Linked DNA regions of Homo sapiens: regions 2, 3 and 4 are each linked to region 1. Evidence: chromatin contacts called from ENCODE Hi-C data. All regions are on one chromosome and are shown on one strand. The core of a region is the stretch at or near the end of the contact, and the rest is flanking DNA. Distances in the headings are between cores, read along the strand shown. Region 1 holds the start of ZFC3H1 (zinc finger C3H1-type containing). Region 2 holds the start of E2F7 (E2F transcription factor 7). Region 3 holds the start of RXYLT1 (ribitol xylosyltransferase 1). Region 4 overlaps RASSF3 (Ras association domain family member 3).

Evidence for each region. Hi-C counts contacts between places; a loop is a spot of excess contacts on that map. Pooled maps may share reads with other maps.
Region 2: a loop to region 1 is called in a pooled map, with 21 times the contacts of the local background. The contact joins the promoter of E2F7 here to the promoter of ZFC3H1 in region 1. A Hi-C loop is called at or near these places in 7 of 50 pooled maps.
Region 3: a loop to region 1 is called in a pooled map, with 16 times the contacts of the local background. The contact joins the promoter of RXYLT1 here to the promoter of ZFC3H1 in region 1. A Hi-C loop is called at or near these places in 4 of 50 pooled maps.
Region 4: a pooled map shows a loop between it and region 1 (7-fold over the local background). The contact joins the enhancer-like site here to the promoter of ZFC3H1 in region 1. A Hi-C loop is called at or near these places in 5 of 50 pooled maps.

Annotation. Positions count from the first base shown.
Region 1 is chr12:71,661,852-71,665,118 of GRCh38, forward strand. ZFC3H1 (zinc finger C3H1-type containing) reads right to left here and starts at 1,997. Exons shown (of 35, transcript NM_144982.5): 1 at 1,162-1,997. The coding sequence starts at 1,759. THAP2 (THAP domain containing 2) reads left to right here and starts at 2,450. Exons shown (of 3, transcript NM_031435.4): 1 at 2,450-2,729. The coding sequence starts at 2,659. RefSeq lists enhancers at 1,620-1,739, 2,092-2,650, 2,100-2,459.
Region 2 is chr12:77,064,089-77,067,408 of GRCh38, forward strand. E2F7 (E2F transcription factor 7) reads right to left here and starts at 1,481. Exons shown (of 13, transcript NM_203394.3): 1 at 1,257-1,481; 2 at 455-547. The coding sequence starts at 547. RefSeq lists silencers at 1,321-1,370, 1,391-1,820 and enhancers at 1,429-2,135, 1,871-2,100.
Region 3 is chr12:63,778,288-63,781,499 of GRCh38, forward strand. RXYLT1 (ribitol xylosyltransferase 1) reads left to right here and starts at 1,622. Exons shown (of 6, transcript NM_014254.3): 1 at 1,622-1,842; 2 at 2,732-2,887. The coding sequence starts at 1,674. RefSeq lists silencers at 1,441-1,670, 1,687-1,962, 1,691-1,990.
Region 4 is chr12:64,667,894-64,671,083 of GRCh38, forward strand. All of the region lies in intron 1 of RASSF3 (Ras association domain family member 3), which reads left to right. Among named protein-coding and RNA genes, the nearest start is that of MIR548Z, 47 kb to the left of the region's middle. RefSeq lists enhancers at 1,418-1,577, 1,798-1,857. Within about 2 kb of position 1,523, at least 30 of the 41 ENCODE cell types and tissues checked have a DNase peak (open chromatin) inside an H3K27ac peak, as active enhancers do.

The DNA of each region.
Region 1 (3,267 bases), core at 747-3,246:
TCAGGGAACTAGCATCAGAAGCTGCTGTTTCTCACCTAAATGTACATTCCTTGCCCCTTTTACATCATGACATTTGAGAAAGACCTATTCTGGACCTAAGTGTTCTATAAAAGTAATTCTGATTGTCTTCCAAATAACTGTCATTACTTTTAAGTTTCATATATAATAACGAAATTAAAAATCATCACACTATGTGAATTACAACCAGTAATGAAAGTCTTTAAACAATTTTTGCAATGATCACAGATTAAGTCAAGATAGTGTTTTACAAACCCATTATAAAACAGGAAACCTTCGGATGATTGATTCCTCTGTATAAATGCTGAGTAAACTCAGTAATGTTTAAAACTGAGAATAAGGTTAGAAGTAGGAAAAATCTGGAATGTTACTATTTCCTTTCTCAACTTACCCGTAATCTCCACCCTCGCATACACATTCCTCCACTCTAACGTATTAAAATAAAAATGCTGATAAGTTTATCTTTCTCTCTCTGGCCCTCATTTAGTCAGCACGAAGTTACACAATGTGCAAAAGTGAACACAGATAGAAACGTAAAGGAGGTAAAGTGTTCCAAAAAGATCAAATGAATCAAAAAGCTCTGAAACAGACTTGGTAAAGACACCAGAGTTGTTTTTTTTTTACCCCTCCCCCCCCCACTTTAAAAGGCAGCAACCGGAATAAATCAAGATAAAAACAGAATCACAAAAATAGTGCAGGACTGTGCAGATTAAAACTTTACAATTTTCAACGTCAAACTGCAATATGATAAAGCAACAATATTACTTAAACTGTTTATGAATATTTTTTCTCTAACAATCCAAGTCAACTTCATATAAAACACAAAGTTTCTGTACCAGCAAAAATACAAATGCTAATGAAACTTGGGCTTCTAAGGTATTATTACAAATCAGACTTAACTGTCTTAGATTTCATAAGCTTAACCCAATCCACAGCACGTTAATATACCCAATGAAGCAGTCTTAAGAATAACGCTATAGTGTGACACATGGGGAATTACCAAAGAACAACTTAAAGTATACTGACACAGGGAGAAATAAGCGGTTCTGATGATTCAAAGTTACACTCGTCTCACAGACCTAGTAATGACGCTAAAGGGAACTTTAGTGACACACCCAGCGCCGACCGCCACGTTAAGGATACAGCTCTTCCGAGGTGGAGAGGGCTCTCGCCAGCTCTGACTGCTGCTGAACCCGGATCCTGCTCCTCCTCCCAGAGGAGGTCTGCACCCCGGCTTGCCTCCTCGCTCACCCACTCCTCGCCCCCGACTCCAGCGACTCCCACCCCGGTAAGGCCTGCCTCGAAAGCGGAAACGGTCCAAGGCGAGGTGGCTCCGCTCCCAGAAAGACGGCCGGGGACTGCTTTCGGACAGTGAGCTCGAAGGCATCCGTACAGAAGGCGGATGAGACCGGAACGGTTCTTTGGGTCGGTAGCTGCTGGGTCCCCTGAGGTGGCCCCGCTCAGACGCGTGCCGCGAGCGTGAGAAATTCCTCAGCTGCTGCTGAGAAGAGGACGATGACGAGGAAGAGCCACCGCCTCCGCCAGATCCACCGCCCCGGGCCGAGTGAGGAGGCCTTCGCCGCGGATAGGGTAACAGCCCGCCGCCGCTGCTGCTGCTGCTGCTCCGACTCCGTATCTGGCTGTTATTATCGTCGTCACTGATTTCCCCATCTTCAAGCTCCCCTTCTTCCTTCGGCGAGAGGCCACTGGAGGCCGGGGCCGGAGTATCTGCGGTCGCCATCCGGGGAGCAGCGCCTTCCACACAACCTTAGCCCTCCGTCCGGGGATCCGCCCGACAATTGCCTCGTTTCCCTTCTTTCCTAACGGACTGGGTCGGTGCGGTCTTACCCTACTCGGACACCAAGCGGCCTCTGCTCCCCAACTTCCCCGCACCCCAGCACCCCAGCTCTCTCTCGCCGGACCGTCGCAACCCAGTTCCCTTTCCTAGCGCCCCCTTGCTCCTCAGCGATCGGGGTTCTTCCGCCTCGCGAGAAAGGGACTCTGGTAGCGGCTGTACCCGAAACGTCACTTCCTGCGACACGCAGGAAACAAAGGCTCCCAGTTCACGCGATAATAAGACCAACTCGATACTCACTAGGATTTGTAGTCTTTCGTCTTTCTTCGGGTTTACTCTTCCGGTCCTAGGGTCACACCCACCGCAGGGTCTGGCTTGGTACAGTTGGGTGCATGCAGAAGTAGGTGGAGCTGCTGTTGCAGCCTTGAGAGAGTTTTATTGTAAAACTCTTGTAATTTATAGTAATCGGAGGGGAAAACACCTCTTCCTTTTAATTGCTCTGAGGACCGCTGCCAAAGAAACGCAGTAGATCCGCTCCCTCTTGGGGGCGGGGAGAAAGAACGGGTTGTGTCCGCCATGTTGGTGAAGTCAAGCGAAGGCGACTAGAGCTCCAGGAGGGCCAGTTCTGTGGGCTCTAGTCGGCCATATTAATAAAGAGAAAGGGAAGGCTGACCGTCCTTCGCCTCCGCCCCCACATACACACCCCTTCTTCCCACTCCGCTCTCACGACTAAGCTCTCACGATTAAGGCACGCCTGCCTCGATTGTCCAGCCTCTGCCAGAAGAAAGCTTAGCAGCCAGCGCCTCAGTAGAGACCTAAGGGCGCTGAATGAGTGGGAAAGGGAAATGCCGACCAATTGCGCTGCGGCGGGCTGTGCCACTACCTACAACAAGCACATTAACATCAGCTTCCACAGGTAACCTGGGCAGGGAGTGGGGGTGACGGAAACTGGAGTTCCTATTGTGGCTATCGCTTGTGTGGAAGGAACAGGAGGATTCTGCTAATTCTAATAACTTTCCCAGCTGGTAGCAGGGAAGCATCGTATGTCCTTTGTGTTTCTCAAATCTGCCCAATTGTTCTCTGCTTTCGGGGAAGCTTTACTCATTTTCTAAAAGAAATCCAAGTACTGTTTGGTCATTACCCCTTAGTAAAAAAAAGTAACAGGAGGATATCGTAATTTTCTACTGTTTTATTCCTCTGTTAGACCGGGCCTTGACATGAATGACGCCGTAAGGGAGAAAGAGATCTTCCCAATCAGCAATCACCGTAAAAGCCTGCTGTGTTCCCGTTAAAATTAGGAAATTCTCACTAGATGAATTGACATGGGAGGCATTTAGATTTCTAATAGTCACATAGTAATTCTGCGGAGGAATTGAGTCATCTTTGATAGCCATGGAATTAAGCGATGTTAATTAAAGTGCAAAAGATAACCTTTCTGTTCTTACTAGAATAGA
Region 2 (3,320 bases), core at 231-2,730, 5.4 Mb after region 1:
GCACAGGTCTACTCTTGGGTGAATGGAACAGTCTCTGGGAGCTAGTTCATTGGTATGAAGACATTTCACAGCACTTTAATAATCCAGCATTTATGCCTGCAAAGGTCTATTTTCCTGGGAACTGAGGCTTAGCATTCCTACAGAGCACTAGCTACACCACCCTTGACAACTGTATTATAAACTTTGATTGCTGTAGCCAGCATATTTTTGACTTATATAAATTGGTTACAACATTACATGTAACCTTGCCTATTTTTCCCACTATATCTGAGAGTAGAATTCCAACAATAATGGTTTGGATGGCTCTATTTTTAAAAAAGAATGTTTCTATAATGTTTATCAATATTAATTATTATGCTTAAATACAAATACAAATGGCATGTTGGAACACTTAATTGAATTCAACATCACCATCCTTAACATATTAGAAACTAAGGTGTTTATGTTTGCTTACCTTTTGTGCATTTTCCCCATCTTCAACTGCAAAATCTAGTCTGGGCTGCCTGGGGCTGATCAGGTCTTTTAGTGTTAAACAATTTACCTCCATCTGTAATGCACAATTACACTAGAAAATGATTTTGCAATTAGGTATTTTTTCCTCAAACAAAAATATCTACATATGTGTTACTTGTTTGTCAATATGAAATTCCCCCTTCTCTAAGCACATCCTGGGCATTTCCAGGAGTTGTAGCCACCCTCAACTTTCTAAAACTCACGCGAACAAACTCAAACACCTAAAGTGTGCTTAGTAATACTGAAAATCTGGGAAGAAAAAAATCTACAAAAATAGTAACTCCTTATGAAAAGCTAGATGGCAAAATAAAGTTACCAAGTCGGAAGGGTGTTGGGCAAATCTGTCAGAAAAGTACAGGGTCTCCCAGGTCAGTTAATTTTGGCGCAAAGAACTGAGAGGAATTCGGCTTTGAGGGGTTTTGAATCGGGGGAAGGAAACCCGATCGCTAGACCAAACCCACTCAGCGCTGAGCGCAGCCCCTTCCCAGGCCTCCAAGCAGATCCCCCAAATAAACTTCTCCAATGAAAGCTCCAAGTTGTGGGGAAGGGCAAATCCCCTCTACTGCCGGGCCGGAGTGAGAGCTGCACCCGGCACACCCTCTGCGCACCGGGTTCCCCGGCAGAAACACCTCGAGCCCTCGCCAGCCGGGGGACGTGAGGAGTGGCAGGCTGGCAGCCGGGGCGGGAGTGGGCCCTGTATCCCAATTCCCGCCTCCCCACTGGCGCTGGGGCCGCACGCTTACCCCTGCTTTCCTAAGGAGGCTTCCTGCCTCTGCAGGGACCTCCACGGACCCAAGCCGATGAGGGAAGGTGGTGCGGCGATCAGCAGCCGGGCGGCGGCATCGGGAAGGGAGAGCGAGGCGCGCAGATCCCCGCGCCGAGTGCCCTGGGCTGGCGGGGACCCCGCGGCGTCCGGGCAGCGCCAGCGCTCAGACCGGCCGAGCGCAACTCCAGCCTGGATCGTAGTCCCCGCTAAAACACCTCCTCTGGCGCCTTGAGACCGAATTTGAGAATCCACCAATCAGCGGCGGCCGGCGGGGCGGCCCCGGCCAATCGTGCGGCGGCACGGCCCGGGCTCACCGCCCCTCGGAGTCTTGGCGCTCCGAGCCGCGCGTTTTGCCCTCACCCGCCCAATTGTTGCCGCCTCGGCCCCCTCCCCCTTCCGGGTACCTGGAAACCTCGGGCCCGGGAGCCAATTCCTGCTGGGGACGCGGGCCCCGGCGGCCGCGGGAAGCCAAGGTGGGGGCGGCGCGGGGCGGCGCGGGGCGGCGGGAGAAGGAAGAGGAGGAGGAGGGCTCTTTTGTTATGCATAGAAGACCCGCGCACGTCCCCGCGGCTTGCCGCGCCCGGGGACCCCGGGCACAGCCAGAGGACAGGAAAGCAGATGGGGTTTGGAAGAACGATCTACACCCTCTGGATGCTGCTGCCGCCATCCCCGCCCGCCCTCAGCAACCTGTGCGGAAGCGGAGTTGTCCAGACTTGCCGGGGCAAACTTCTTAACATCGCACGCTGGTGTGACACATGAACCATGGTTACCGCTCTGCTGCGAGCAGATGGCACGCCAGTTAGCCCTGGAGACAAGACTGGAAGCCAAACCAGAAGTTTTTCTAACTTTTTTTTGTTTGTTTGTTTTGTGTGTGTGGCAAATCCGGAAATGTTTTTTGGTGTTCCCTTTTCGGCAAATTGCAAATAATTAGGAGGGAAAAAGCTTTATATAAAAAAGTAGTTCTTTGCAATAGGGACTAGCATTCTGGGAGACAGTCTAGAAAATTTCCTCAACACCACTGATCTGTATTAAATGTTTCACTTCTTTCATCCTACAGTTTCTTGTTTAAAATATGAATGTTGGTAGAGATGGACTTTTTACAAAACAGACTTTATTGTTTAGAAGTTTTCAATTTACAGAAAAATTGAGATAGTACCAAGAATTCCCATATATTCAGCACCCAATTTCACCCACTATTAACATTTTGTGTTAGTATAGAATATTTTTTGAAATTAATGATCTAATATTGGTACATTCTTCTGAGCTCAAGTCATTACTTTATTCAGATTTACTTAATTTTTTCCTAATGGCCCTTTTTTCTGTTCAGGATACCACATTACCTTTAGTTCCTATGTCTCTAGGCTCCTCTTGGCTATGACAGTTTCTCATACTTTCCTCATTTTTGATACCTGGACATTTTTGAGTAGTATTGGTCAAGTATTTTGTAAGATATCCCTCAACTGAAATGTGAGACAGCCTTCTTAAAGCATCAGACATTCTTAAATGTACAGACATGTCCCTACCCCCCATCTACTTTACAGCAAAGGTATCATTTTCCTTTCTATACCAAGACTCCATTCTTCACCACTTACCCTCCAAATATTTTTATTTTATTTTATTTTTGGAGACGGAGTCTTGCACTGTCACCCAGGCTAGAGTGTAGTGGCCCAATCTCGGCTCACTGAAACCTCCACCTCCTGGGTTCAAGCGATTCTCTGCCCCAGCCTCCCGAGTAGCTGGGACTACAGCCGTGCGCCACCACGCCCAGCTAATTTTTGTATTTTTAGTAGAGATGGGGTTTTGCTGTGTTGGCCAGGTTGGTCTCGAACTCCTAACCTCAGGTGATCTGCCTGCCTGCCTTGGCCTCCCAAAGTGCTGGGATTACAGGTGTGAGACACCGTGCCCGGCCTCAAATACATATATTTTAAATGAACTCTCAGCAGAATTCAGAATGCTCAATCAAGTCCTTCACTTCGTACTCTAGATTGCTGGTAAATACGGCCTAAAAAAAAAAAAATCACTGCTAGGTCATACATTGAAA
Region 3 (3,212 bases), core at 372-2,871, 7.9 Mb before region 1:
ACCTTGTCTCCCCCTCCACACTGCTGCATTCCCCACCACATCTCTTTCCCTCTCTTTCCATCCACCTGAAGAGATGAGAGCATATACAGAAAGTAGCTCCCAGCTGTAGCTCAACCATTAAACACCAAGAGAAAGGAAAATGAACTCTGCCAGACTTAGATCAATTAGAAGATTCCTTTGTAACCTAAATACATTTTTAAAAGCTTATCATCAAATTATGCAGTCATTTGCAGTTTGAGGTAAAACAACTCCTTCATTTTCATGGCCCTCTCCCCTATTCAAGATGACATCAACTGCATATTAGTTTTACCTTGTATGCATTTCTCAATAGTAAAACCATTAGTCAGTAGCATCTGAATGTACATTGATACAGTGGGTGTTTTGTGGTAATTATAAGGTAATTACTTCCTATCCTTAAATAATTGTCATTTCCACAAACAAACAAAATAGGATAAACAACAATACAGCATACATAAAACAACTGCCATCTCCCTAAGACACCAGAATAGCCTGTTAATCAAGGAAAGCTAAATTTATTAAATCTACTACAGTAAGGGAGGCCACACTTTGACAGAAGCTTGGCAGTCTCAGAAGGAGAAGGTTGGGGGTGATATTTATAGGATTTGGGGAGTCTGAGCAAAAATGGTTTAAAACAGGTCTTTTGAGGCAGGGAACTGTTTGGGGGATTGGGTAAAGTGTTTGACCTAATAGTTTAGGGTCGGTGCTAGAGTGACCAATTTTACTGATTTCCTAGGACTTTCTCAATTTTAGCACTAAAAATCCTCCAACTGGAGAATCCTTACAGTCCTGGGCAAACTGGGACCATTGGTCACCCTAATTAGCAGACATACCGTCGCAAGACTGCTGGGTAATTTGAACAGTAGTACCAGAGCAACTGACAAAACATTGTAGCCCATCTTCCCAAGGCTGGATACAAAGTTTTCTGAAGCATTCACATTTACAGCCTCTATTTGACAAAATACTGCATGCCTATGTGCGTTCAACTCACATAATAATGAAACTTAACTTTAAAAATGTTTTTATTGCAGTAAGGTATATAAAACATGAATTCGACAGTTTAACTATTTCTATGCATACAAGTGAGTGGTATTAATTACATTCACAATGTTAAGCGACCATCATCACTTAATTTTTTTAAAGGACGTTTATATTCACTCATCTATCAACGTAGTAGGCACTGTCCTAGGCGCTAGGGATTCCATGCAGAGCAAAAAACGTCACAGTCCATGCCTTCACATGGCCTTCATGGACCACCGCGGGTGTTCTTTTTCCCCCGAGTCTTTATGTACTTGGGAAAAGTGGCCAGGGTTGAAAGGTGCAATGAGTACACGGCAGAGGTCAGAGAGGTTCCCACTCAGCCCGGCGTCTGGAAGCAGCGTGGGGTAGGGGCCGCTCCAGTACCCCCTCCTCCAGTGTCGAAGGTGGGCAGGCCCTCGGCCGGGTGGATGAGCCGCGACTGGAGGGGGCGGGGCCTGGGCGGGAGGCGGGCGGTGGGCGTGTCCGGGGCGGGGCTGTACCGGGCGCTGGGCGGAGGAGCCTTGGCTGGGGACTGCCTGGAAACGGGCTGGGCCTGCCTCGGACGCCGCCGGTGTCGCGGATTCTCTTTCCGCCCGCTCCATGGCGGTGGATGCCTGACTGGAAGCCCGAGTGGGATGCGGCTGACGCGGAAGCGGCTCTGCTCGTTTCTTATCGCCCTGTACTGCCTATTCTCCCTCTACGCTGCCTACCACGTCTTCTTCGGGCGCCGCCGCCAGGCGCCGGCCGGGTCCCCGCGGGGCCTCAGGAAGGGGGCGGCCCCCGCGCGGGAGAGACGCGGCCGAGGTAGGACTGGGTCGGCGGCTTCCTTCCGGCTCTGCGCTCCTGGCTGGGGCTGCTGGGCGGCTGGGGCCGGGTCCCCGCACCCGGCTCTCAAGTCCGGGATTACCCGCAGGGCCTGAGAAGCGCTTTGCCCCCTACAGCCTCTCGAGCCAGCCCTTGGCTCGGAATTGGAGAATGGTCCTCATTCTTACCCAGATCTCACACGCCGTCCCCGCTCCCGATCCCAGGGGGTGACAGGCGCGCACGCCTTTCAAACACGTGTTAAAATCCAAGACGTCGTCTCAAATGCCAGAGATTTGCGGGAATGCTCCTGGAAGGCCTCAAAATCGCCGCAAGGTTTAAGACATCCGTTTCCATGTTGAAACAAAGCCCTCTCTAATCCTGCAGTGACCATAAGGCAGACTTTACCTCCAAATTCTGGTCCCCTGTCCTGTGTTTTAACTTGTGTTAAGATCAGACTCGGCTTTCTCTTTCCCTTTATTCAGAATTTTGCACGATAGTATCTAAGACTGGTGAACACTACACTCTGAAGTCAGTTTTTTGTGCATAGGTTACCTGTATACAATGGATAAAAATAATTGCAAAAGTTAAGCTTGTAACTTGATACATATTATCCTGTTATTTTTAAAGGTTTTGTGTTGGGGAAGAGAATTTTCCTGTCTCAAGGTAGCATTTTATTTCTAAGACTTTTCAGAGTAAAAAAAGTTCAGTAAAAAAATTGCTGATTTTCTTTTTTGTTTTCATTGTGTATTACCAGTTTAAATTCAGTTGCTGTACCTCTCAGAAATTAAAGTTAGGATGAAATTAGAACTAACACTTAATTTAAATGATTTGAATTTACCTACAACTGCAATAATACCTTACTGGTAAACACTTACTCTTTTTAAAACAGAACAGTCCACTTTGGAAAGTGAAGAATGGAATCCTTGGGAAGGAGATGAAAAAAATGAGCAACAACACAGATTTAAAACTAGCCTTCAAATATTAGATAAATCCACGAAAGGAAAAACAGATCTCAGTGTACAAATCTGGGGCAAAGCTGCCATTGGTAAGTTAATACGTAGAAGGAAGACATGTAAAAAGCATTATAAAATGTATTTTATTGATATGAAATTCATTTTAATATAATTTATTTCATAATTTGTTAATTAAGGCATCATGATATATTTTTTCGCTTTTTGTCAATAATTCCTTTCTCCTTCCAATTAGACAACATCTGTTTGTAAATGTACACACATACATATTCCACTGTTGGTCTTTAGCAGAGCACAGCTTCATTTATTGATACATTGAGTAGGCTGTATAGTGTCATTAGATTGCAATGCATATGTCAACTGAATTTTCATGAATCTGTGTATTTTTTGGACACTTGA
Region 4 (3,190 bases), core at 273-2,772, 7.0 Mb before region 1:
GTTTTCCTTCTGAATTAAGAGGTAAGAAAGTAACACCTGGAAAGATGTACTTTCCCAAGGTCACGCAGATAGCTGGCAACAGGTTTTTCTCCTGGGCTCTAGAGGCCTTTGGTCTGAGTAGAAAGGGCATGGTTATGGGGTTGGCCAGGCCTTGTGTTCACCACATTCTGCTTCTGTGCTCTTAGCTTTCATTTCTGCATCTATACCATGGGGTTAAAATTTCTACCCTCGGGATTCCTGGGAGGGTTACCTAAGGTGTAACTGTTGAATGACCTGAACCAGTGCTTTGCACTCAGAATCAGCAATGTAAATATCACTCAGCCAGCCTGGGGCACTTTCCTCTATCAAACCTTACCAATCCTTTTCTTCTTCTTCTTCTTTTTTTTTTTTTCTCTTCAATTGAAACAGGGTCTCACTGTCTTGCCCAGGCTGAGGTGGAATGTGGCACAATCTCCGTTCACTGTAGCTTCCACTTCACAGGCTCAATCAATTCTCCAGCCTTAGCCTCCAAGTAGCTATAGGCACGTGCCATCACACCTGGCTAGTTTTTGTATTTTTTGTAGAGATGGGTTTTCACCATGTTGCCTAGGCTGGTCTCAAACTCCTGAGCTCAAAGCGATCTGCCTGACTTAGGCTTCGAAAATGCTGGGATTACAGGTGTGAGCCACCATGTCCAGCCTCGTTGTTCTTTCTTTTAATCACCCTGGCTTGGCACCTCAGAAAACATGGTGATTGGAGTTTAGCTTTCAGCAGGGTGGGACTTGGATGTTGACTGTTTTAATTTTGATTTTTTTTTTTTTTTTTTTGAAACGGAGTCTCACTCTGTCGCCCAGGCTGGAGTGCAGTGGCGCGATCTCGGCTCACTGCAAGCTCTGCCTTCCGGGTTCACGCCATTCTCCTGCCTCAGCGTTGTGAGTAGCTGGGACTACAGGCGCCTGCCACCGCACCCAGCTAATTTTTTGTATTTTTAGTAGAGATGGGGTTTCACCGTGGTCTCGATCTCCTGACCTCGTGATCTGCCCGCCTCGGCCTCCCAAAGTGCTGGGATTACAGGTGTGAGCTACCGCACCCAGCCCAATTTTGATTTTTTAGGAGGAAAAAAAATTGTTCCTAAGGAAGTCAAGTCCTAAATTGAAAGACTTTCATATATTACACAAACCCTAGAAAAACTTGGGTTACACCTGGGATTGATTTTGAAGTAGGGCGTTGAACTATGTGTCCTGTTTAACCTCGAGGAGCAAATGGCTTTCCATTCTAAACATTCTCATTTCTTCTCTGGGACATTCTTTAGGTGCTTGTTTGAGTTTCTGTTTTGTTAGGCACATTAGAGGACTCTATATGAACAAGTTCCTAGGGGAGGAAATTGGTGACTTAGATGAAAGGGTGAAAAAGGTGAAACCTTCACATTATTGTGTAAGGGATTGTCCCAGAATGTGTGAAATTTGATGTAGTCCTTCTTGGCTTCGTTTTTTCCTCAGATGTTCTGGATGAAACAGTTCCCCCTGTCACACGTGGAGATAAGGATGTGGCTCTAGGCAGGGCATATCCTGTGTTTAAGACTGTGTTGACTCTTCTTTTACAGTGTCTGCCACTTGTTTCCTGCCTAGGTCTTTAGTTTTGAGTGAAGTACAGCTGTGAAGTCCTAGACTTGTAATGCTAAGGCGTTCATTATGTTAAATTCAGTTTCTCTTTTTCTTTTCTCTGCTTCACATCAGCCTTGTACTTTAGCACGTTTCCAGTCCAGCCTTGGTAGCTGGGCTGCTGTTCTCCTTGACCCGTCCCTTTGCAAGCAGCAGACCACGGCCAGGGTTGGGAGTCCGGCTGGGCCACTGACCGCAGTGCTGAGGAAAGGTGGAGCGGGAGGCCCTTTCCTCCCAGCCTCGGGCTTCCTGTGCAAGCCACTGAGGAGGAAAAGGAGCTGGAGGGTGTGTGAACCCTCAGGTTATACAAGCAGCACTTCTATGCAACAAAGAAAATGTAAATTGCTGTAAATTACCAAAAAAAAAAAAAAAAAAAAAATTGCTGGCAATCTGCTTTCCAGGGCAGATGGAGGGTAGCTTTTATTTATACATTGGTCAGCTGATTGAGTAATGTTTAAAAACCACCTTTACTTCTGGCACTTCTTGGCAGTATCAGTTTTTTTTTTTTAATGGATAGAGAAGCTTTTTTATTTTACAGATAATAACTGCATATCTTTACCTGAGGGAGCTCAGGTTCGCTCTATCTAGCAGCTTCCACGTGTCATCTCTGTATGTGCAGTTGGTGCCTGCATTAAGGAGGACGGACAGCCTTGTGGCGTTGGTGCCTCTGTTTTGTGTCTAAAGCTATTTATTTGGGGGTGGCTGCCCCAGGAGCAGCACATCAAAGTGGTGTTCAGTTATGCTGGCCAAGTGCTGAATTGCATTGTGTTTATTTTTATTTCCAAGGTTATTTTATTTTTTACACATGAAAGCCTTTTTCCCTCCTAGATTTTACTGTTTTTTTTTTTTTCCTGATTAACAAAGATGTACAGACTGAGGAGAAGTTTTTGAAAATTTTGTAAAAATGTTGAAATTTTTATGCAGAAAGAGAAACAAAGTGGGGGCCCATCCCAAATCTCACCAATCAGGCAGAAACTATTTGTCATACTGGATACGGTTTCTCTCTCTCTCTTTTTTTTTTTTTTTTTGTGGGGGGGATCTTTTCATTAAAAAACTCTTCTGTAGGTATCTTAACAGCACTTGCATGGTCCTTAGGAGATGAAGGTGTTTCGCCATTTCTGGAGTGCTGCACATGTAGTTTTCTTCTTTTTAAATTGTCAGTGGCCCTGGCCAGATTACTAATTCCCTACTAAGTTGCCAGTTGTGCTAGTACCCCACCCTCCAAAATCCATATTGACCTTCTGTATCAAAATGGCTAAGTCGTCAGAAACCAGCAGTGGGCAAACGTTAGGGTCTCAGCTTTCCTCCTTTCTTTCACTTGCTTGGCTTCATTGGCTTTGAATCGGATAGACCCGGGTAGGAACCTCACCTAGCCCCTCCACTAACTTTGTGTCCTCCGGCAAAATAAATCTCCCTAAGCCTCTATTTCCTATATGCAAAATAGGGATGATAGTATTACCCAATTCCAGGGTTATTGTAAGAATTCAGAGGCAAGTTGTGAAGGGTGTGGCATGGTGTCTGGAATGGGTGATGATACAGTTCCCTAAGGG